Linked DNA regions of Homo sapiens: all the other regions are linked to region 1. A link is a loop called in an ENCODE intact Hi-C map of the cell type or tissue named here. Cell type or tissue: PC-3. All regions are shown on one strand. Region 1 has its middle 140 kb from the start of RUNX2-AS1. Region 2 has its middle 220 kb from the start of MIR4642. Region 3 overlaps SUPT3H (SPT3 homolog, SAGA and STAGA complex component). Region 4 overlaps CLIC5 (chloride intracellular channel 5). Region 5 has its middle 79 kb from the start of RUNX2-AS1. Region 6 overlaps SUPT3H (SPT3 homolog, SAGA and STAGA complex component).

Region 1 (4,000 bases):
AACTCCTGACCTCAGGTAATCTGCCCACCTTGGCCACCCAAAGTGCTGGGATTATAGGGGTGAGCCACCTCACCTGGTCCCTGAGTGCTTTTACATAGATTATCTTATTTATTCCTTGCAATAAGTCTGTAAAAGTAGGTGCCATTACATTTTAGAGATGAGAAAACGGAGGTTCAGTGGTTCTAGGTGACTTGTCTGAGGTTATCTGAGTAGAAGGTGACAGGGTTGGGATTTGAACCAATGTCTGGCCCCAAAGCCTGGATGCGTCCCTTTATACACACAGGCTCTTCTAATGAAAATGGGGCATTTATTTCTGTATATACTGTGGCTACGTTCTCCAAACAGTTCGGAGCTTTAGAAAATATTTTGAGAATTCTCACTCAGATAGACTTTCCGGCAAATACAACTTATTTTGCTTGAGAATTTCCCTGTTTCTTGCACCTTTGTCTATTCAGCTTGGAGAACCAACCTTGGGGAACAAAATCTCCCTCCACCTATCACAGACATTTTCTTTGAGACAGCAGCTGAGCCACCATCCACAGCTTCACCTATCAAGACAGGTGTCTCTGTTTTCCATGAAAGGTGTGACTGCCGGAGATCTCTGTCTTCAGCATTCTCCACCCTTCCCTCCCAGTGCTGCAGAAAGCCTGGCATAGGGTCAGGCTGGTGAGGCTGGATCCAGGCCTACCTTCTTGAACTTTAAGCCGTAAGTGGGACATTTACAAGGGAAAGATCCCTTCTGTGGAATCTCACTGTGAAGTTTCAAGGGCTGCTGCCCCACGCCCACTATGGGCGCTCATAGCCAGGGCTTCTCTGCGTGTCTTACTCTCATCTCTACATCTTTCACTCTCACCGTTATCTCTGAAGAACCAAAGGGAGAAATCACAGGAGTTGGAAATTCCGATGAACCTTTTGCTCTTAGTTGTTGTGCTGAGGCTGGGTGAGTCTCATTTTTAGAAGAAGATGGTGAGAGATTAGTGACCGTGGCTGCTAATCAGCCTTCATCTGAGGAGGAGGACTGCAGAGCCCCATTTTGTCAAAATGAGAGGGAAAATAAGGCAATGAGGCATGTGAAAGGGAAATGTGTTTTTATTTCCTTAAAACCATGCTTTACTGAAAGAGGCACACTGCTTGGGTCTCAGGCGCCCGAGGTGGACTCTGAAAGCTGGCTCTGAGAAGGGAGCGGGAGGGCAGAGAAGGGGAAAACCCATCTGGGACTTTAGCGAATTTTGAGCTATTCAAAAGTTGTTGATCTTGCCAGATTCCAACTTCTGACAGCTGCTAAATATGGCACCTGAGAAAATAGCTTTGATTTTGTAATTTGGAAATGGGAAGGGAAAATTCATTAGGGTTAAATGCACAGAAAGAACACCAGCGGCTTTCCTGTGTCCATCCAGAGGCTTTTAGAGACTTATTGAGTCCTGGTACACAGAGAGTAGATGTGAGGTCCCGCAAGGACGAAAAAGACATTTCCTCCCCTCTGAGCTTGGGCACTAACAATGACAAGCTGAAGGCAAAGGCTGTTAGGAATTCGCCTCTATGCAACATCCCCCTCTACTGGATTCTTGCATGGAAAACAGCACCCTTACAGCCTCTGCTGCCCTAGAAGGTTTTCAGAGCTCTTTCTCTATGTTAACACACACTTTGGAGTCGCCAAGGCAATTTCCCCTCCCTTCTCTATTATTTCCTTGATTAAGATGAAACATTCTGTAAATGCACACACATCCAAGAAAGATAAGACACCAGAGAGAGAGGAATGAAATGATGATGGGGTCAGTGTGGAATTTTAGGACTCCAGAAGATTGGGTTGTTTACCTAGTGTGGGATTGAGGGCCAGAGAGGGGGGCCTTGCTGGAGGCACACAGCTGGTAAAAGGCAACACTTATGCTGGAACCCCACCTCTCCCGACTCCCCTTTAGTGCTCTTTCTCATGTGACAGAGTGACATGTATATTCAGAGTGATTGAACCTTGAACGTGGTTTCTGGTCATGGAAACCACAGGGCTTGTCTAAGGAGAAGGTGATCCTTCTGATTGTTTCTCTTGCAAGATCTCCTTCTCTGACCTGGGTGGACTTACTGCAGTTGCAACTGACCCCAGGGAATGGGGTCAGAAATGGTCTGGCCCCAGGTCATTGGTGATCCATAGACCATAAGTCCAGGCAGGGAGCCTGATACCATGAGAAGCACCTTCATGTCTTCCCCAGTCACAGGGCTGGGGCCTTCCCTATTAGAGTCAAGTGCATCTACAGCAGTCTGCCCAGTAGAAATTTCCACAATGGTGGAAATGAGCCATGTCTGCACTGTCTAATATGTAGCCACCAGCCACATGTGACTTCTGAGTCCTTGAAATGTGGCTAGGGTGACTGAGGAACTGAATTTTGAATTGTATTTAATTGTAATTAATTTAAATTTAAATAGTTACATGTGTCTAGTGGCTACTTGATGGACAGGACAGTTCTAGGAAAGACTTGTTGACATATATACATCACTTGGCCAATGAGACAGTAGTTTTCTTATTAGGTGCTGCTTGATAATTGGCAGGGCTGCGAGCAGAGGACAGAACCTGGGATGTGGCAGAACAGCTTGTACAAGCAGTGCTGGAGCAGGAGGAAAAACACCAAGGCTAAACTCTTGCTTCTGCCCCAGAGTAGCCGCATGAATTTGGGAAACACTTGGGACTCCATGTCTTCATCTGTAAAATGGGGAGGTGATTTGGTTCTCCACCTCTTTGCCTCAAAGGAGCCCTTTTATTATTTTTCCTCTATTGATTCTTTTTTAGACAAAAAAGCCTGTCTATGACACAAGCAACATTTACTGAAAGAGGAATTGTTGACATTTAAAATGACAAACTTGTAATCAGAATCTTTAACACCAGCTAACTAGAATGAACACAGTGAGTGGATATAATTCCATCCAAAAGCAAAGCACCTGAGGCATAATTAGCCTGTCTGGTCTCATGTGTAGCACACTCATATGCTTATGAATGGCTTTAAAAATACGAAGAATACCTCTAGGACTCCCGTTATGGCCTGCTAGGACATTTAGGGGGCTCAGGGACCCAGGTTAGGATCCAGATGAGATGATCTCTACCTTCCTTCTGGGTCTTAGAGTTATGAGTCCAAGGAGGATTTGATGGGAGGATGTGGTCAGGAGTGAACAAGTTAGTACAGCACTTTTGGGGGAATCTGGGCCTTGTTGAGGGGAGGACACTGAAATGTAGATGGGAAAACCATGCAGGAGAATCTCACCTGATTCACGCTTTTGCTTAGGGCACTGCTTGGGGGCTACTGGAAAATGTTAGAGCCATCTGGGCCAGAGATGGCATCCGGATCAGGCAGCCACCAGCTGCCAGCCACCATACCAGGCTGTTCTTCTTTCCCTCTGGGCACCACCTCCAACAGTGGGGGACAGGGCATGAGGCAAAGGGCCATTTGCCTCCCAGCATGCGACCCTCCGAGGCTGTGGAGGTGCCACAGAGAGGGTGGTGGGAGGAAACCCAGAGCAATGAAGCAGAACCTGAGAAAACTTCACACAGGAAGCTGCAAGGAAGCTCCTTCTCCCGCTCAGAGGGTCTGTGAGAGTGGAATGTTCTCTTTGAAGGATGTGCTTTCAGGCCGAGCTGACATCTGTGCAGCACTTCTGCATGCTCTGGCCTCAGTTACCTCATTGGATTCATACAGTAGTTTTCTAGGAGGGAGAAGATATTAGTCCACCTTACAGGCAAGTAAGCAAAGGACCTGGGAGGCCAAAGACCAGCATGAGATTATTTAGCTTGCAGATGGCAGCTCTGGTATTCACACCCAGGACGGTGGAGGCTCTGACCCTAGGCAGTATGCCCTGACCCTGTGATACGCTGCCTCTGATGACAGGACATGACCTGTGATGACCTCATCGCTGTTGCTCCTATTACCTGGTACCGTCTTGGGAAAGGACACCTCCTTTAACTCAAAACCAAGAATGATCTCTCCTTGGTTTTCACATCTTCTGTCCTTTACTTATT
Region 2 (4,000 bases), 1.1 Mb before region 1:
GTGACAGGATGGCAGCGGGGGCCAGCTACTTTCCCTTCTTGCTGACAAAACCCAGGCTCTCTGTCTTGTCACTGTCCTCAGTTTTAGAGTATGTGTCACTGGGTGTTGGTGTCACTGGACTTTGGGTCCTGGAACTGGCTGAGTGGAGATGAGGTGGGGGTGCCATTAAGTGTGCAGGTGGGGTGGGGACTGTGTGTGTAAAATTCTTTTCTCTATTCTATAGGATTCCCCTTTGGCTACTCATCTCAGTCCTGCACCCTCCAGAGCTTCAAGGAGCAGAATACTTAGAAAAGCAAAAAAGGGAATCTGGGAAACAAACAACAACAACAAAAAACCCACACAGTTGTTATGATGGGGTTTTTTTTTTGTAAATGTCTTCAAAATCTCAGTTCAGGTTCAGGGCTCAGCTCACCTGCCATCCAGGCTGGTTCTCTCAGTTCACTCAAGCCTATGTCATGCTGTGGCCACCTGGATGTGAGTATTCAACCAGGACTGGTCCCATCCCTGTTCCTTCTGCTACCGGGGCCATCTGAGCTGCTCCTCACCCGGAGACAGAATGGATGCAGTGCCTCTCTGCACCCCCAGCCCCACCCCCAGCTCAGCCCGACACAATAACAAACAGCCCTGTGAAAAGCACTTACATTTATGAACTGTTTATAAATTTACCGACATTGATTTATGACTCTTGGCTAGACCTGATGTGAGTCTCTTTAGGGGTATTTCTTCCTTTCTTTCTTTCTCTCTTTGAATTTTTTTTTTAAGTGTTAATGTTACGGTTCACATTCTTAATATAGCCACACGCCAGGAACTATCCGGAAGACAGCTGGGAGCCCGACCAATGACCCATGGGCAGGAACCTAGACTTGATTTATGCCGGGGCTGTGGCTGGTGGAGAAAGCTGTTTCTGGTTGGTTCGGGGACAGGCTGTTCTTTCAGAAGAAGACCCCTAAGAGAATGCCTCAGCTCTGAGGGGCAGTTGCAAGAAGCAGGAAGAGGGCAAACTGGATTTGGAACTGTGTGAACCTCACTGCTTCCTAGATATGTGACTTGAGACACCCTGAGCCCCAGTTTCCTCATCTAGGTAATAGGGATAATAAAACTGACCCTGAGTGGCAGCTACAAGAGTTAATGGGGCCCTATTGGTAAAATACTTAAATGTGGCTTCCCCATAGTAGGTGCTCAGTAAATGATGATGAGGACTTTCCAAAGCTTGATCAACAGTGATTATTTATTAGCCAGTTTTGTATACAGTTTGGAATGGAAATGTGCCACTAGCCTCTTCAATGAAGTTATAGTCAGGCTCCCCACACAGAGCCCAGACTCCCTTTCTCAGCCATGAAAAACGCTGGAGGGGCCTGGAGGAAAGTATGAATGAAGAGCTCCTCCCTGCCGCTGCTCTGCCTGTCACTGCACACACGAAGAAAATTGGTATCACTCTGGCCAGGTGCGGTGGCTCACACCTATAATCCTAGCACTTTCAGAGGCCGAGGCGGACAGGATTACTTGAGCGCAGGAGTTCGAGACCAGCCTGGGCAACATGGTGAACCCCTGGTGGCATGCACCTGTGGGAGGATGACGCAGGAGAAGCACTTGAGCCTGGGAGGCAGAGGTTGTCGTGAGCCGAGACTGCACCACTGCACTCCAGCCTGGGTGACACAGCAAGATCCTGCCTCAAAAAAAAAAAAAAAAAAAAAAAAAAAAAAAAAAAAAAGAAAGAAAGAAAAAGAAGAAGAAGAAAAAAGAAAGAAAGTAAGGGAAGGAAGGAAGGGAGGGAGGGATGGAAGGAAGGAAGGAAGAAAGAAAAACAAAGGAAGAGGAAGGAAGAAAAAATTAGTATTACTCTCATTGTGTCACTAACTTTAATTACTACCTATATTATTATCTATGACTGTCTTTGCTAAGGAAAGAAGGAACTAACATTTATTGAACACCTTCAGTTGTCAAGAACTTGGCAGGACTTATTTTAAGTCTCATATAACCCTCTGAAGTGGGTGTTGTTATTCCTATTTTACAGATAAAGAAACTGAAATTCAGAGAGATTAAAGTAATTTTCCCATGATCCCACAGCTGGTAAGTGGCTGAGATAAGACAGAAACCCAGCCTCACTCCTAAACAACCCATTTCCCCCAAAACTCTTATCTACCTTATCTACCTACCTACCTACCTAAAAAAACAAAACAAACCCCTGAAATCCTGACTGAGGGCCTGAGAACCTCATGGTGAGGTGTGAAAACCCGTGCAGAGCACAGCATGTCCTGTGACATGAATATCAAGGAATGTCCCCAGGCAACCCGTGCCTGCTCAGCCGCTGTAATTGAGACAGACCCCACCTCTTGCGACAGAGCCTTTCTGGGTCTAAAAGAAGCAGGAACAACAAAGAAGCAAACAACTGGGGCTCGAGTCTACCCGCAGGGACGCCCGCAGACACCAGGTGGCGCCCGAGTCTGGCCGAACGCTGAGCTCCCCTCGGTCTGATTTCTGAGGGGGCACAGCGTCCACCGACTGTCAAATAGAGTGGGTGGAGGTGATGGCCAGCCAAAGAGAGGTGTCCTAGCTATGGTTGGGTGGCCTGTGGGGGAGATGCTACGTGAGGGTGCCCTATCCAAACACTGAGCACCGAGGGGTGATCCTGATGTCCACCACAGTGACCCGGGGAGGAGTTGTGAGCTCATGGTCCCAGGGTCCTGCCATGCAGGCACCAGGGACAGAAGACGGAAGTGGGGGTTCCTTCAGTTCCTCCAAGAGAGCCGTTTTCCATTCCCCGGCAGAGGCCACCTCAGCCCCTCCGCAGCTCTGTGCTTGGCCTGGGTGGACCCCGACCAGTGGATGTGGTTGAGCAGGAGGAGTCCTTAGACCCCAGCTTCTGGTCACAGGGGAAAGGAGTCTCCCGCGTTGGGGATCCCCATCCCCCTGGAAGCCAGGCCCTTCTGTCCAGGGCCCTGTGCCTTCTCTTACTGTGGACTGAGCCTCCACTCTTGGTTTCCACTTGGTAGAATGTCTGGATGAAAACAATCACACTTGGATTCCAGGTGACACAGACATGCCCAAAACCCTGGTGACATAGCTCAAGCAGAAAAAGGGACGACTTGATGTAGCAGTCTCCTACCTTTGTCTGCCCCACCTCCTAATTACCGGGACCATCTCAGTCTTTCCAGGACTTGCCAATTTCATACATCCCAGTTTTTCTTATAAGTCATTGAAAATAGTCTGGAAAGCCCAATATTCAATGTGGCATCTCCCAAACAGCTTCTCTCAGCCAGAAGTGGGACAGAACTCTAAAAGTGCTGGGGTTTGGTTTACATACTAAGGTCACCCATGGCCTATCCTATATTCCTAAGGTGAGGCTGTTGGAAGGGGAGAGGCTCCTTCTACCCACGCAGAGCAACATGGAAAGGCAGCCACCTGCCCCCTCAGCTTGCAGCCTGGAGGCCTTTGCGTTCCTCTCCATTTATATGTCCTGGATTCCAGAGCCAAAATCTTCTACGCCCATAGACAGAGAGTAGGTTCATTCAGAGGCTCATTAATTACATGGCTAAGAGAAGGAAGGGGAAGAAAAGACTCATGAAAATGTTCATTTAAACTTAATTGCTGCCCATGCTCTTGCTAATTGAAGTAGCTCCGTTGCATTTCACTTATGTACCTGAGTGTATTTAAAATGGGATATTGCACAGTATAAACTAAGCCACATCACAAACTAACGATCTGGAAAATCTCAGTTAAATAAACAAAGCTGGCTTTAAGTTACACAGGAGAAACATGTAGTCTCCCGTGCGTACACACACACACACACACACACACAGACACACATACAGCCAAAGCACCAGGATCTCAGACCTTCGGTTCATATCTTCTCCTTCATAGTTCAAATTAAACACAGTCTTAGTCTCTTGCTCTCTCTTTTCCTCTCTCTTTCCCTTATTAAATTTATTTTTAACAGTACCTTAAAAAAATAAACTCACCCCTCTGTGCCACTCCTATGCCAGGTGCAGCCAGGGGCAAA
Region 3 (4,000 bases), 420 kb before region 1:
ACTATGGAAAATGGTACGGAGATTCTTTAAAGAACTAAAAGTAGAACTACCATTTGATCCAGCAATCCCAATCCTGGGTATCTACCCAGAGGAAAAAAAAGTCATAGGAAAAGATACTTGCACACACGTTTATAGCAGCACAATTCGCAACTGCAAAAACATGGAATCAACCCAGATGCCCATCAATCAACGAATGGATAAGGAAATTGTGATATATATATAAGTATATATACACACATATACATATACATACACACATATACATACATATATACATACACATACTACACACACACACACACACACACACACACAATGCAACACTACTCAACCATAAAAACGAATGAACTAATGGCATTCACAGCTACCTGAATGAGACTAGAGACTATTACTCTAAGTGAAGTAATGCAGGAATAGAAAACCAAACATCGTTATTTTCTCACTAATAAGTGGGAGCTAAGCTATGAGAATGCAAAGGCATAAGAATGACACAATGGACTTTGGGGACTCAGGGGGAAAGGGTGGGAAGGGGGTTAGGGATAAAAGACTACGAACAGTGCCAGGTGTGATGACTCATGCCTGTAATCCCAGCACTTTGGGAGGGCAAGGTGGGCAGATTACCTGAGGCCAGGAGTTTGAGACTAGCCTGGCCAACACGGTGAAACCCCGTCTCTACTAAAAATATAAAAATTAGCGAGGCGTGGTGGCACATGCCTGTAATCCCAGCTACTCGGGAGGCTGAGGCAGGAGAAGCACTTGAACCCGGGACACGGAGGTTGCAGTGAGCTGAGATCGTGCCACTGCACTCCAGCCTGGCCAACAGAGTAAGACTCTGTCTCAAAAAAAAAAAAAAAAAAAAAAAAAATTACAAATAGGGTGCAGCGTATTCTGCTCAGGTGATGGGTGCACCAAAATCTCACAAATCACCACTAAAGAACTTATTCATGTAACCAAACACCACCTGTGCCCCGTGGAGATCATGCCACTGCACTCTGCATTCCAGCCTGGCTGACAGAGTGAGATTCTGTCTCAAGAAAAAAAAAAAAAGGAAGGACTACAAATGTATAGCGTAATCTGCTCAGGTGATGAGTACACCAAAATCTCACAAATCACCACTAAAGAACTTATTCATGTAACCAAACACCACCTGTACCCCAATAACCTACGGAAATAAATTTAAAAAAAAAAAAAAGGAAAAAAAAATGATGTGCTTCATCCCCCATTACAGAGCAAATAGTAAAGCCAGGTTTCAGACATCATGAAGTTTAACTCAACCATTATACAAGAAAAATTTTAGAGGAAGGGATATCTATCTACCTGTCATTGTTAACTAAAATTCTCTATAGTAGACTTTTGTCTTAGGTGCAGATTTATAAGGAAAAGAGGAAATCAACTGTATTCAGAGTTATCCTATACAAAGTCCCTTAAGTTTTTAATAAAGTGCAGAATAGTACTGTCTCATAGGCATAACAAAGCTAGATTTTCCTTCACCAGTGTGTCAGATCACTGTCTTTTTTGTACTTCTAGATAAAATAGTTGGTTTGTGTTTAAAGGTTTGTGTTATACAAAAATTACATAAAATATTTTAAACACTAGGAGTCCCTCTGTCACTGAAGTTCCAAGACAGGTTGGCAGAAATGCAAGTTTAGAAGGATTACTATAAATATGCTAACACATTTATTTTAAATCTGAGCTCATTTTATTGTCTTCTGGGAACCAATAAATTGTTGGAGGCTTTTTAAAACTTAACATATTAACAAACTACACACACACAATGTTACACACATGTTCATAATGAACTTGAAGTTCAGTAAGATACTTCCCTTCTCCCCATTACTAATGGTATATAAAATTTTAATACTTTAGGCTCCCTATGCAGCCTATCACCCAGAGAAAACTTAGCACAGAGTAGACATCCAGTATGTATTTACTGAATGAACGATTCAACATGAATTGCTTATCAGCTCCTTGTATTAGGTACTTTACACATATTATTTCATTTAATGCTCACAATATCCATAAAAAGATTATTATGCCTACTTTAGAGATAAAAAAGCATAAAAACACAGAAGTTTAATAACAAGCTTCAGGCCACCAAGCTGATAATTTGTAGAGCCAGGAGTGGAATGCAATTTGACAAAATCCAAAGCTGGTAACTTTTTACAGCTTCATGCAGTTCTCACAATGAAGTTCATCTCTTTTCCACAAGGCTACACTGAGAAGTTTTATGAAGAGTTAGGACTTTCGATAATTTAATGAATGATCATGACTTCAGAAAGTAGAGACAGGAAGATTATTATAGACCAAAGAACGAATAGGAACACGAACACAGAAGACAGACTGGAAGGATGACAGTGCCATTAAGAAATTTTGTTTTCTACATTTTAGCAATGTGCATGAATAAGTTTTAGAATCAGGAAAAACTAAAATTATTTTTGTCACTTAAAAGAAAAAAAAAGTAGGTTATCAAGAGGAGAATGGGAGGTGTATCACAGTTAATTCCTAGATATCTGTTCTTTGATCCACCTGTAACATATCAAAAAAGTAATTTACAAAAATCAGAAAAGAGCCTTCCAAGATGGGCCTAACACATATGAAGAATATTCATTAAAATGTTATCTCTTTTTTTTTTTTTGAGATGGAGTCAGGACGGTCTCGATCTCCTGACCTCGTGATCCATCCGTCTTGGCCTCCCTAAAATGTTATCTCTTAATGACCAATAACTCAAACATCCAAACAACACTTTGTAAAACATACAAAGTTATCAGATCTGCTCAAATGAGACAGAAAAATGACTAAAATTGGCCAATGTAATTGTTACTTTTCTATTTACTGAATGGTAAAATCTGAAAATATCCCATATTGCAAACTAAACCTCTCCACTAAAGTAACTCTCTAGAATATAGGAAACCTTTCAAAGTATATAACCAAATTTATCTTTTAAGTTCCTGTCAACTTTACCTTGATCTCACAATGATCCCTGTGTCTTTTTATATTAAAAATTTTTAATTACTCATCAAAGAATAAAACTAATGCTTCTAAAACATGGACCATTTTAATCCTGTGGCAATAAATTATCCTTGACGAAAAACCATAAAACCACGTAAATGCAAAGTTTAAAAAACATCAAAATAAATTAAAATGTTTTGTAGAATTACATGAAGTGCCCAGGAGCAGTGGTCACACCTATAATCCTAACACTTTGGGAGGCCAAGGCAGGTGGATCATTTGAGGTCAGGAGTTCGAAACCAGTCTGGCCAACATGGTGACACCCCATCTCTACTGAAAGTACAAAAAAAAAAAATTAGCCGGATGTGATGGCAGGGGCCTGTTGTCCCAGCTACTTGGATCACTTGAACCCAGGAGGCAGAGGTTGCAGTAAGCTGAGATTGCGCCACTGCACTCCAGCTTGGGCAACACAGCAAGACTCTGCCTCAAAAAAAAAAAAAAGAATTGTATGAAGTAATGATCTTAAACTGATGACTATGTTAAAAACAAAAGCAGTAATATAAGATATGTGTCCCCTTTAACAAAAGAAATCTTAACTGAAGATTGAAGATTAGAGATTTTAATTCATATGCACACACAAAAATGTGTAATATAAGTAAAAGTTCAATTTTATTTATCTTTTTATGAAAATGCTGTAATATCCACAAGGAGGAATACTGTACACAGTCATTAAAAATCACACTACAGAGATTTTTTAGTCAATTCAGAAAACAAATTTTAATGGTAGCTAAAAAAATTAACAAGCCTATAATCCCAACACTTTGGGGAGGCTGAGGAAGGAAGATCACTTAAGCCAAGGAGTTTCAGACCAGCCTGGGCAACACAGTGAGACCCCGGCTCTGCCAAAAAAAAAAAAAAATTAATTAATTAACAGTATCATGTACATATATATACATCTCAAATACATACAAAAGTAGACTGATTTAAAATTTTTATCTATAGGAAAAATGTTTTTATGTTCTTTTTATTGTCCAACATTTTGTCATTTTTC
Region 4 (4,000 bases), 210 kb after region 1:
AGATGGACTAGGCCAAAGATCCAGGAGCAAGCGGGATGTAGGAGCCCCAGCAGGGCCCAGGAGGATTGGGAGGGTGAGGAAAAGGGCAGGTGCAGGCCAAGCAGGCAGAAATGTAGATGCTGCTATAACGAGCTCAATTTTGAGGAGAGGCAAAGATATTCTAAGGGGATTTTGAGGATGTTCAGCTCTGTGATGGGCAGTGTAACCAATCCCCTCCCCCACCAGAAAACTTTACATAAAGATCTGCATTCATCTTTCAGGTTTTAGAAATGAGTCATGTAGCTTTTTTCTCAGTTGCCAAAGTCCTTAAAGAAAGAGAACAGTAGCCCAGTTACAGTTAGGTTATATGAGTATGAATGACCACACAAAGGCAAAATTATAAAGCAGGTGGAAACTGGGGTTTTCTCATCCGCAGTGACCTTTCTAGGACTCATGGCAGGTAAGGGGGGGCTGATTTTCAGGTCCCTTTGTCTTTTAAATAATGTCTACACCAGATTCTTAGACCACATGAAGTCAGAAATGGCAGCAAGGTTTTAGAAGATGGGAAGGGGACTTTCTATCAGGTCTGATGGGACGCTCTCTGCTGTGCCTGGGCCCTCTGGCTATGTTTGCATGTCACTGGTTTCATCAAGGAAGAAACAGAGAATCTGGGTCGAGTATGTCGGGGAGCCATGGCTTCTGATAACAAACACAGTAGCAGAGCAGCACATTCACTCTGCCATAAGAGATTTGGGTTTGAATCCTCAGTTATGCTTGTTCACAGGTTCACATCATCTAGTGTCTGGTGCAGAGTGAGACTTGATTAAAGTTAACTGCTATTATTATTATTACAGCTATAGAACTTGGGTTTATGAGAGGATGAAGGGGAAGAAGACACCGAGAGAAAGATGAGAGAAGAGATAGCTCAAGGCAGAAATTCAGTGTCTGAAGTGAAGTTTATCTGAACATCCTAGCATGTTCCAGGTCCAAGGAGAATCCTGGAGAGCTTGCAGGATGAAGCTTGCTCTTGACTTTCCTAACATGTTAGGGATCTAAAGTTGCCTGGAAGCATCTCTTTGGGTTTGGCTTTGCTCTCTCCAGGCCACATGGGTGTGTCACATTTTCTTAGTTTGACAGTTTAGAGAGTTCATGTCCACCTTTGGCACTGAACCAAGAACACTGGACTTGGCCTCATAGCCAGAGAGGAGGATGTTGTCAAATTGGCCCTGGGTGTGAACAACCCAGGGGCTCACATGGGGGAGGCAATTCCCAGGCCTCCGTTTCTAGGCACTGCTAAAAACAGGAAAGGCAGAAAGACAAACAGCGGTTTATGAGAAAGCAAAATGCAATGGCAACTTCAACAGATTCCCCACTGTTCCCTCGTGTGGCGTCAGCTGGGCTACAGAGAGTGTGCAGCACGTGGTGCCATGGGTATTATTTGTTTGTTCTAGAAAGAATTTCAGCCTCAGAGGGGAGGATGAATTAAATGACAAGCTCCTATAGTTCTTTCCAGTAAGAAGCCAGTAAATGATTCTTTATTTGAAAGATAGCGTTTAAGTCTTACAATTATGGTGGGTTGGGATATAGGACACTGTTGGTTGCCCACCCTCCTCTGTGGTGGGGAGAATGGGGTGTTTTCTGATGTATTTCCAAGGAATTCAGAAACTTTCTTAAGGAAGACACAGATTCTCCACATAGCTGCTTCCCCAAGCTCTATAGGGGATTCTTATAAAGAAGCATCTTTTTATTTAATACAGCTCCACAAATCACCCTTATATTTGGCGTATGTTCAGAAGTATTAGTACAACAACAAAATGCATATTTTTTTTAAAGGCAAGAGACTTTGGCCAGTATTTGGCTATGTTTAAAACACCAGCATGGTAAACATTTAGGACAACTTTAGCATGCCTTTAGTATAATATTTTCTTAAAGTATGAAGGGAGGTAGGGACTCCAGATCCAAATAATTTTCTAAACCTCTTAAAAGCCACAGTAGATTTGAAGAGAAAGATTATCACTTAGGTCTTCGAATTAAGTTTCCTTTTGTGTACTCATCTGTAGCATGTAAGCTGCCTGAATGTTTATTTATCAACAGGAGAAGGGAGGAAGAGAGAGAGAGAGAAAGAGAGAGAGATAGAGAGAGAGAGAGAGAGAGAGACTGACTGAATGTGGGAGGAAGCTGCAGAGCTAGCGAGCTCAGGAGTGATCAGGGGAGAAGTTCTGGTTAGGGAACCCGGCCCAGACTTTAGCCATGGGGCAGTGGCGACACCTTCTGGCTTATCCCTGAGCAAACAAACAAACAAACAAAAAACTCCCCAAAAACCTATTGTGTATTTTCCACAGAGAACATGTACGTGTGTTTTCTATTAGACTTTCCAGAAACTCATAAATGATTGTAGAACCCATCGTGCTAATAGAAAGTACGGCATAAATGCTGACGGAAGCTATTAATGCTGATTGTAGTTTATGTGGCCAAATGAATCAGGCTGAAATCTGTGAGTTTTTTTATGGTTACTTTATAACAGGTTATTTTTAAGTATCAGGCCATAGATTAGGTTTAATGCGGATGCTCACACACTTAGAATGAGCTGGTTAAGAGAGATTCTAACTTTATCAGTCATCCGTTCCAGCGTTTAGACCTAGAGATTTTTCTCAATTCTCCCTCCCCCAAAACACTTAGGCTGAAGTACATTCACCACATTTTGTCTTGTTTCATCCTCAAATAGCCACATCTTTTACATAAGAGCCATTCACAAACTTAAAAACTGCCTCTGTGCCACTGCAATGCTAGACTGAAATAATTACTGGATTTGGTGATTCTGTGAATATCCTACAAATTCTCTTCCAGTTGCCCATTCTTTTATTTGTTAAACAGGCATCTATTCGGTGCCCACTGTGGGCCAACTTTGTGCCCCTTTCCCCACATGGATTGCTGGGTGAGGACCCTGATGGGGAAGGTGGGAAGTGTTGAGTATATTTAAGGAAATACACATGGTAGTCATTCATTGAGTATTCATCGGATCGTGAACTGATTTGATCACCATTTCCTAAATGACACACTCTTGTTTAATTCAGCACTACATACATATTAAATAGTGGATTATATTAAATGTTAATATACGCAAGTCAAGAGCACAGATCATGGGACCAGCTGCCTGGGCTGGGGTCCTGACCCTGACACATACTAGCTTGGGCAGGTTGCTTAACCGGTGCTTGTTTCCTTCTCTGCAAAGTGGAGATCATAACATGGCATACCTTAGAGGGTTGCTGGGAGCAATAATTGAGTCATCACCTGCAGAGGGCTTAGTACAGTGCCCGGCATGCTGTAAGCAGTTGTTATGTACAATGTGTATGTGCAACGCATGATGATGCTGATGTATGAGAAACAAAGCATACAAAAAAAGCAACAAAAAATTCTTAGAGCTGCAAGAAAAAAGTGGCTCTTGCCTCTGGCTCTGCTCAGTAAACATCGTGCTTGACTCATCCTCTGCCCTGAAATGCTGACATGAACAGGGATATTCAGCTGTTCCTTTCATTCTGACTCTACAGCCAGAACCACAGTCCCCCAGCCGAAAGCCTTCATCATAACAGATGTGAAATGGGGCAACCTTAAAGGTTGGGGGTGACTGATACTTACACAGAATTCCCCAGATATGCTACAAGTACACCTGGACCTCCCTCCCCCTTGCTCAGAGCAGTTCCCTGGATACCCTAATGTGCCCCAGCAAAAATTACAGTTTGTGGGGAGAAGCTACCCATTGGATGTTTGAGTTGCACAGCTTTTACTACATGAGTCTTGCATCTCCTAAAGTTTGAAGTGTGTAGCAAATTAAATGTGCAATTTTATACTTCTGTTTCCTGAAATCTAGTAGGGGGTAAATGACTCAGATTTTTCCAGCACCAAAGGAGAATTTAAAATAGTGTGTCCTTTTTGGCAATGGCTAGGACAGGTATTTTCACCAGAGAGAGAAAAAATATCACCTTAACTTGAAAGTGAATATATAAGAATTGAATATACAAGA
Region 5 (4,000 bases), 59 kb before region 1:
TAATCCTCATCCTCAGGAGCCTCCGGGGTGCTTAACCCATACCTGATCTATCATGTTCTCCATAGCAATTTATTTTATCAGCTCTTCCCATTCCCATTTTATAAACATTTATGGTAATGCCATATATAGATCTTTCAAGTGCTTGGACAAAATTGTGAATTAAGGTGTCAAACTTCTCCTCCACCTTTTTATTGTGGTAAAGTATACACAACATGAAATTTACTATTTTAACCATTTTTAAGTACATAGTTCTGTGGCATTAAGTACATTCACACAGTTGGGCAACCATCACCAGAACTTCATCCTTCCCAACAGAAGCTCTGTATCCTTTAAGCACTAACTCCCCCTCATTTTGCTTTCTGTCTCTATCAATTTGACCACTCCAGGAACTTCATACAAAAGAAATCATACAATGTTTTGTGTACTGGCCTTTGTGACTGGCTTATTTCACTTGGCAGAGGTCTCCAAGTTTATCCATCTTGTAGCATATATCAAAATTTCCTTCCTTTTTAAAGCTGAACAATATTCCATTGTATGTTTGTGCCACATTTTGTTTATTCTTTCATTCATGGATAGGCACTTGGGTTGCTTCCACCTTTTGACTCTCGTGAATAATATTGTTATGAACATGGGTGTACAGGTATCTGCTCTCACTTCTTTCTCTTCCCTTCTTTAAAGGTAGTCTTTGAGCAGAAGCACCTCTTGGCTGCTTGAATCCATCTGGATGGCTGCCCTTCTCCCTTGTCTTGACTTGGCTTTATTATCAATTGATGATGAAGTCTGTTTCTGATGAGCTCAACCCTCAGCCACCAGAAAATTAGGCTCTGAATGATATATACAGAAATAAATGTGTGATGACTTTTCTAATGTCACTCCTTGGGAAATCACTAGCACTGCTAGAAACAGAGACTAGGGATTTCCCCAGGGCTGGGCCTTCTCATTCTCAGATGGTGGCCCCTTAGGGGTCAAAGCCACAGAAGATGGCCAGTATTCTGCCTGGGAGAGTCAGTGGGCACCTCCCAGCCAGGGCTCCTGGACATCTCTTCGGAGATCCTGGTCCATTGGCTGCAGCAGAGCCTGGATGAAGCCAAGGCCGTGGTTTCAGCTGCCCCTGGGCCAACCCTCCTGACTCAGTGGCTATAGACTGCATTGCTACTCTCAGGCAGCTGACCTAAACAGCACTTGGACTTGAACAAACAAAATGAAAATTGTAAAAGAAATTTATAATAGAAAAAAATCACATGTTTTCAAAATAGAGGATGCCCAAATATGAGAGAGAATGGAATGAACTGAACAAACATGGGTGTTGGAATCAGCCAGATATAGATCAAGACATGGGTCTTATCAGCCATGGGGTTTGTGCAAGCCATCCAAATTCTGTGAGCCTCAGCTTCCCCATTTACAAATGGATATAGGGTCATTAAATGAAAAAAAAATAAAAAACATGAAACTTGCTTTTATTGAGCAGACCTTATTGCATATTAGAATCACCTGGAGAACTTTTAAAACCTAGGATGTCTGGGTATGACTCCTAGAGATACTGATTTAATTGGTCAGGGGCACCGATAGTGTTTATAAAACTCCCCAGGTGATTTTAATGTGCAGTCAAGGTGGCATATAACTGGCCTAGAGTGTAGCAGACCCTCCTCAAATATTAGCTTTCCTCAGTCCTCCTCCCATGCCTGCAAAAACTCTAGAAAGCACATGCCCTCCCTCACATGGAATAGCCTTGGCATCAGCTGCCTTGGTTCATATCACAGCTCTGTGCCAGTGACCAGGGTTCCTAACATAGCCGAGCCTCAATTTCCTCAATGGTAAGATGGGATTGATGACAGAAACCACTTCTAGTTTTCTGTGAAGATTAGAAGAGATAACGCATGGCTTGGAGTTAGAGAGTACACAATAAATGTCAGCTCTTATTGTGAGCATGGTCAGTGTCAAGTCAAGAATCCCATCATTTCCACTGCAGCCAGCCCTTCTCACCCCCTCCCTCCCCAAACCCCAAAGCAGAGAAACCAACCCTCCTGTTCCCTGCAGAGGGCTGGTCAGTTCCAGCTCTCCTGCTGAGCCATGTTCCTAGGAGATGCCTGGTGAGAACTTGGGATCAGATTGAGTCAGAGGTATTTGTAGACTTGACTCACCAGGTCTTAAAACCAGAAGATTGCCCTGTGGGTCTCATGACATTCCTGGAAAATAAAAGAAGTGAATATTATTGGGCTGAGTTCATCAGACACTCAGCCCTCCCTTTTGTATGCCGGTGCTTCTGAAGAGAGCAGGCAGCAACTTAGCCAAGTCTGAACCATCAAAGGCAATGGCCTGGTTGCAGTGCAGGGAGATGTTGCTTCTCCTGAAGACAGGTCTGTTCCTCTTTCCATTCCTCTTCTCTTCCAGTCCCCCAAGGCTATCGACTTTCTCCTCCTTCCAGGTTCCTGGGAAAATGTTTCTGAGGGCTGCCTCTGGTGAGGTGTGTCAGAGCTGAGCTATTTTCGAGGGCTGGGTGTGGGCTGGGAAGGGGCCACCCATATTCCAAAGAATAAGAAAGGGAAAGTTCCCCTTCTGGAGCCAGGATTTCTGGAACCTTGCACTGAAGCCCCAGCCAGGTAGGGGACCCATTTCTCTGAGGCCTTCTTTCCCCACACTGCGTCACATCCCTAACAATAGTAAGTCCTGTTGTTTCCACATCCCAACTATCTCTAGAATCTACTTCTCTGTATCTCCAGAGCCACAACCCTAGCAAAAGCCACTGCCATTTTATAATTTCTCACCTGCAACTGCAACCTCCTGTTTCTACTGTTTCTATTCTCTCTACCCTTGTCTTCCCAACCTGCCACCGGCAGGCAGGTAAAATTTTCAAAATATAAAACTGATCATGACACATACACGCATATGCACATTTAAGCTTAATACTCTTTCAAAGCTTCACATTGCTCTTGGGATAAAGGCAAAACCTCTAACAAGTCTGACAAGGTCATGTAGATCAAGATTTGGTTTGGCTATGAGTGACAGAAAACCCAAGTTAATAGGGGTTTGAATAGATAAGGTTTTCTTTTCTATGTGAAGAGTCTGCATTTCAACCAGTGAGGATTGGCACAGCAACTCCTTAAAGTGATGGGGGACTCAGACTACTTGAGTTATCTGCTCTGTCATCCTTAGTATGCAGTTTTCACTTCACAATCCAAGAGGGCTGCTTGAGCTCCAGCCATTGCAACCAAATCTCAGCTCACAGGAAGGAGGAATTGCACACAGCACTTCTACTTGCATCCTTCTGTGCAGAATTTAGTCACATGGCTACAGGTAGCTGAAAGAGAGGCTGGAAAATGTAATAATATTTTTTTCCAAGTGGCCATAGCCCACCAAAAATGGAGGAAGAAGGGGAGAATAGATATTGAGTGATAACTGGCAGTGTAAATCATATAGTACTCCTCTCCTGAGCATCATTATACCTCATGCCTTCTTCCCTTGGCTCTCTCCACTCCAGACACACTGGCTTTCTCCAGATGTTCCACACATTTGCAATACTCCCTCCTGCCATAGGCCCTTGCTCATGCTTCAGTGTTCTCTCCTCCCTCCTACTTAATTACTAATCCTTCAGAACTCCACTCAAGCAGAGTTCCCTCAAAGAACCTTCCAGAGGTCAGATCCTCATATTTAGAAGGGATTTTTTATCCTCCTCTTGTATGTTTAGCTTATAACATGTAGATTCTGTCACTGTTGCAATCACACATTTGTTTTGTATGACTATTTTCTGCACATCATCTGTCCCATGATGAGGACAGAATTTAGGCTTGGTTTTGTGCACTATGGAGCATCCTGCCTGGCACACAGTAGGTGCTCAATAAGTATTTCTTGAATGAATCAATGAATAAATTTAGATATTACCTAAAATGTATTAAAGGGGGACCAAGAATTAGGCAAAGGGTTTTCCTGGGGCAAGTCATAGGGAGTGGCTGAGAGGGGTTGGGAGATGCATTCTAAATAGTCCATCCAAATCTAGTAGGCT
Region 6 (4,000 bases), 630 kb before region 1:
AGCAGTTTGGAGATTTCACAAAGAACTTAAAACAGAAGTATCATCTGACCCAGGATCCTATTAATGTGTATACACTCAAAGGAAAATAGATCATTCTACCAAAACCACACATGCACTCATGTTCATCACAGCCCTATTCACAATAGCAAAGACATGGAATCAATCTAGGTGTCCATCAACAGTATATTGGATAAAGCAAGTGTGTTACATACACACCACGAAATCCTATGCAGCCATAAAAAAGAATGAAATCATGTCCTTTGCAGAAACATTGATATAGCTGGAGGCCATTATCCTAAGTGAGTTAATGCAGGAACAGAAAGCCAAATACTGCATGTTTTCACCTGTTAGTGGGAGCTAAACACTGGGTACAAATGATGTAAAGATGGGAACAACAGACACTGGGAACTATAGGAGGTAAGAGGGAGGGAGGGGGCCAAGGGTTTAAAACTACCTGTTGGGTCCTATGCTAACACCCTGGGGGATGGGATCCTTCATATCCCAAACCTCAGTGTCACTCAACATACCCATGTAACAAACCAGCACATAAATCCCTTAATCTGAAATAAAAGTTGAAATTTTTTAAAAAATTAATTAAAAATAAATAAAAATGTAGAAAAGAAAGTGCAAACATCTATACATTTGCACTAAGTGCCAGGGGAAAAATGTGATTTGAAATTTTTTCTGTCCTGTCTCCCAACACAGGTTTAAATATTTAATTAAATATTCTGAAGCATCTCTATGCACCCAGAAACAAAGTATTTATATACATTTTTGCTATTGCTGGAATTTTTATTCAACATAAATGTGTGTGACATTCTCAAATGATAATTTTCAACCCATTTAAAGCCAAGGGAAAACTACATACTCCATACTACCTGTTTTGTTTCTCCTTTTTTTACATCTGACAAAGTTCCTTTCAGACCTTTTGGGTCACCTGTTCTAGAGATACAACTGAACATATTTGGTACCTCATTTCTAAGAACTTGGTTAATTCTAGAATGAACTTGATGATTATGGAAAAAATTATTCAGAAATTATGGAAATCCACCCAAAAACCTGATTATATGAGAAATGTAGCAGAAAGTATTTAACACTGTAATCAAAATTCCTTTCTACTTATCTCTTGCTTGTATATGTTTTCCACATTTCTATATACTTATCTTTTCTGTTAATTAAGACAACATGAATGACAACTTCATTTGGCACTTTATCTCTTGAATGAGATTCAATCGAATACTGGATGATTAATAAGTAGTTGATGAATGGATCAAAAGAAGAATGATAATTTTTGCTTGTCTGGGGAAAAGGTATTACACGAATTATAAAACAACGGCTTATTAGGTAGAAATAAAAAACACAAGTATATTAAAAACATCATAACTATTATTTAAAACAACTCAATTATAATCCTCCTATATTTAAAATGTTTGATCTTTAGGTATGAGAAACATACTTCTCTGAAAATTACATTTGGAAAGTCAAACACTGAAGGTTGCAGGAGTTCTATCAGAAATTACTTGAAACTTAGTTTCTGTCACTGACTTTGTAAAGTTAAGCATAAATTAAAGGCTCAATCTTAGCTAAAAATTTTCATCCTATTAGTAATATCATTCCCCATTTTAATGAGAGACACAAAAAATAAAATGAACAAATTTCATTATCTGTATTGGCCAACTATATTTCTGACATACCAAATGCTTACTGCACAAATAAATTTTCTCCGAATTATATATACAGTTTCACCTAGTTGTGTAAAATCGGATATTAATCGACACCTTTAAACCTTATTACTAGGAAATCTGGGGCATTAAAATCATCCTTAGGAACTCATAGGAAATGGTAAACATATAATATCACCAAGTCTCCCTTTTTGAAAATTAGAAATAACTCAATCATGCTCCATTCCTGGTCAACCAAGAATTTTAAATTTATAATGCTTGCATGACTAAATGTGATTTTGTTCTATGACACAGAGACTAAGCATACATAAACTAAATCAGCCACTTAGACACGTAGCTTGAAGTACTTATGTACATAACAAAGCACTGGGATTTTAAGAATCTTGGTTTTAAAAACTCCCTCCAGCAATTCTTCCATCTCTAAAACTCTAGGCTTCTTAGAGTTTTGTTGCATTCAAAATGGCCTCAGCAATTGGTTCATAATGATGTCACAGGAGTAACCAGAAAAACTGTGCATCACTGGTACTGAAAATGAGAGTTATTTATCTGTGAATAGGTACACGGCTAAAATATGTTGAACGTAAATCTATTTCCATAATTATTAATAAATAAAATTTAATATTTAAGATATCAGTAATAGTGAACACTAGGTGTCAGTGTAAGAAACGGAAAAATATTTTTAAAAACCTGTTGTTTCCAATCAGGTGTATAACAATAAAATCAAAAGCAGCTGTGACCACATTTACTTATAATTACATAATTCGGTTAACAAGCCAATCTTTCTTTCAAACAAAAATTTCTGTTCCAAAACCATCAAGAGTTTAAAATCAGATTAAGCTAATTATTAGAAGTTACAAGTCTTTTGTAACCTTGGCTACATAAAGCATAGCAAATTTTTACTTTTAAGAATATATATTTTGAAGAAAATTCTACTTTTAGGAATACATATTTTGAAGTGTTAAAGTGCAGAACTACTATACTGCATTATTTTCGTTGGTTATTTTTCAAAATAATAATGCTGGATGATTAATAAATGATACTGAATTTTAAGCTTTTCCCCAAACAGAAGTTTCCCACATAAATTTCAAGTTATTAAAAGTTAAAATGTTTAAAGGGTCAATTCACAAGGAAAGGGCACACGAACTTAGGAAGTACAATTGCTTCTCTTAAAATTTTAGTACCTAGAATTTTTCTAAAGTATAAATGCTATCATTTATACTAAAAATATCATCTAATAACTTTACCAATATTTCAGATAAAGAGTTTTCTCTATAGACTTTTGAGGGTAAATGCTTTTAAAACACAAGTTTTAAAAAGATTATTATTAGCAATAATAATAAAAGGAAATGTCAACATCAAAACAGTGTCCCTAGTTTTATGAAAAGGCACTTTACAATTTACAAACACATTCATAGTATTACTTAATTTACACCTAATAATAATAATATAAGAAATCTATACTCATTTTAGCACACTGGTCAAGTTTGGGGGCTTGAGCTCTCTGTTTCATCTACCTATTTATCCATTTCTCTGTTTCACCTCCCTCAAACTCCACATTACTATGTACTTATGAAATCATGTATTTTTCAAGAATGTTGGGAAATTTCTTCACACAATATTCTGAAAACCATCAAGTTTGAAAAAGAAACAAAACTAAACATAGAAGTCGCCACTAAAATACAATATCTTAGGACTCGAAGATCATTTAGGAGAATATTCAAGGATTTGCTGGATAAAAATAAGTGCTTTCAGTCAATGCTGTTTCTTATTTCAATGATAGTTAAGTTCTATTCCAATTATAGAGATAAAACGAGAAGGCATAAAATTAATGGAAAAGCTTCCTAAGTCTCCAGGATTGAAATGAATTAAATTTAGATCATTCTGCGTCTGCAGGTTTCTTCTCAGGGACATAAAATCAGACGGGAACTGACAAGAAAGGAACAAGGAAACTCATGTTTAATAAATTATCTAAACTGGGTTTTAAGAATGTTGAGGTATCTAAGAATATTGGCAATAAAAAGTAGAGGTAGGAGAAATAGTGACAAAACTGTATAAGGCATGACATGCTAAAGCAGAAGGGTGGCCTCAGAAATACTGCATGCTATGAATCTTCGAGCGCTCTTTCTGCCTCTTAGTGTCTTTGCCTTTGACACTCTGTTACTCCAAATGTCAAAAAATTTTTTGGCTGCCATTAATCCTGTTCCCATTGGCAAATAATGTAGACCAGTGTTAGGTCATTTACACACATTATCTTATATAATGCCTATGATGTAGGTAAATTCCAAGAGATGACTAAATGAGGACTTGGATTAAGGAAT

Evidence for each region. A loop is a pair of places that touch in the nucleus more often than their neighbours do. Peaks named below come from ENCODE experiments on the same cell type or tissue, not always from the same donor. Only the 100,000 strongest peaks of a DNase experiment are listed, where the experiment ranks them.
Region 2: it touches region 1 in a loop (4-fold over the local background); 97 of 110 quality-filtered maps call a loop at or near these places.
Region 3: a loop joins it to region 1, with 13 times the contacts of the local background. A loop is called at or near these places in 7 of 110 quality-filtered maps.
Region 4: a loop joins it to region 1, with 9 times the contacts of the local background. A loop is called at or near these places in 16 of 110 quality-filtered maps.
Region 5: a loop joins it to region 1, with 5 times the contacts of the local background. A loop is called at or near these places in 4 of 110 quality-filtered maps.
Region 6: a loop joins it to region 1, with 5 times the contacts of the local background. A loop is called at or near these places in 10 of 110 quality-filtered maps.

What each region holds. Positions count from the first base shown.
Region 1 is chr6:45,713,365-45,717,364 of GRCh38, forward strand. No RefSeq gene overlaps it. Among named protein-coding and RNA genes, the nearest start is that of RUNX2-AS1, 140 kb to the left of the region's middle. RefSeq lists a silencer at 1,368-1,662. In PC-3, a CTCF peak has its summit at 1,566; a DNase peak (open chromatin) is centred at 1,537; H3K27ac peaks cover 1,688 bases.
Region 2 is chr6:44,653,259-44,657,258 of GRCh38, forward strand. No RefSeq gene overlaps it. Among named protein-coding and RNA genes, the nearest start is that of MIR4642, 220 kb to the left of the region's middle. In PC-3, a CTCF peak has its summit at 2,431 (motif pointing right); a DNase peak (open chromatin) is centred at 2,383; H3K4me3 peaks cover 490 bases.
Region 3 is chr6:45,295,900-45,299,899 of GRCh38, forward strand. All of the region lies in intron 2 of SUPT3H (SPT3 homolog, SAGA and STAGA complex component), which reads right to left. Among named protein-coding and RNA genes, the nearest start is that of RUNX2, 30 kb to the right of the region's middle. In PC-3, a CTCF peak has its summit at 1,620; no DNase peak of the experiment used is centred here.
Region 4 is chr6:45,920,723-45,924,722 of GRCh38, forward strand. All of the region lies in intron 4 of CLIC5 (chloride intracellular channel 5), which reads right to left. Among named protein-coding and RNA genes, the nearest start is that of CLIC5, 93 kb to the right of the region's middle. RefSeq lists an enhancer at 3,584-3,733. In PC-3, CTCF peaks have their summits at 2,244 (motif pointing left) and 2,447; DNase peaks (open chromatin) are centred at 2,219 and 3,369.
Region 5 is chr6:45,653,888-45,657,887 of GRCh38, forward strand. No RefSeq gene overlaps it. Among named protein-coding and RNA genes, the nearest start is that of RUNX2-AS1, 79 kb to the left of the region's middle. RefSeq lists an enhancer at 1,809-3,008. In PC-3, no CTCF peak of the experiment used is centred here; a DNase peak (open chromatin) is centred at 2,164; H3K4me3 peaks cover 669 bases; H3K27ac peaks cover 3,818 bases.
Region 6 is chr6:45,084,546-45,088,545 of GRCh38, forward strand. All of the region lies in intron 3 of SUPT3H (SPT3 homolog, SAGA and STAGA complex component), which reads right to left. Among named protein-coding and RNA genes, the nearest start is that of MIR586, 110 kb to the right of the region's middle. In PC-3, a CTCF peak has its summit at 2,348 (motif pointing right); no DNase peak of the experiment used is centred here.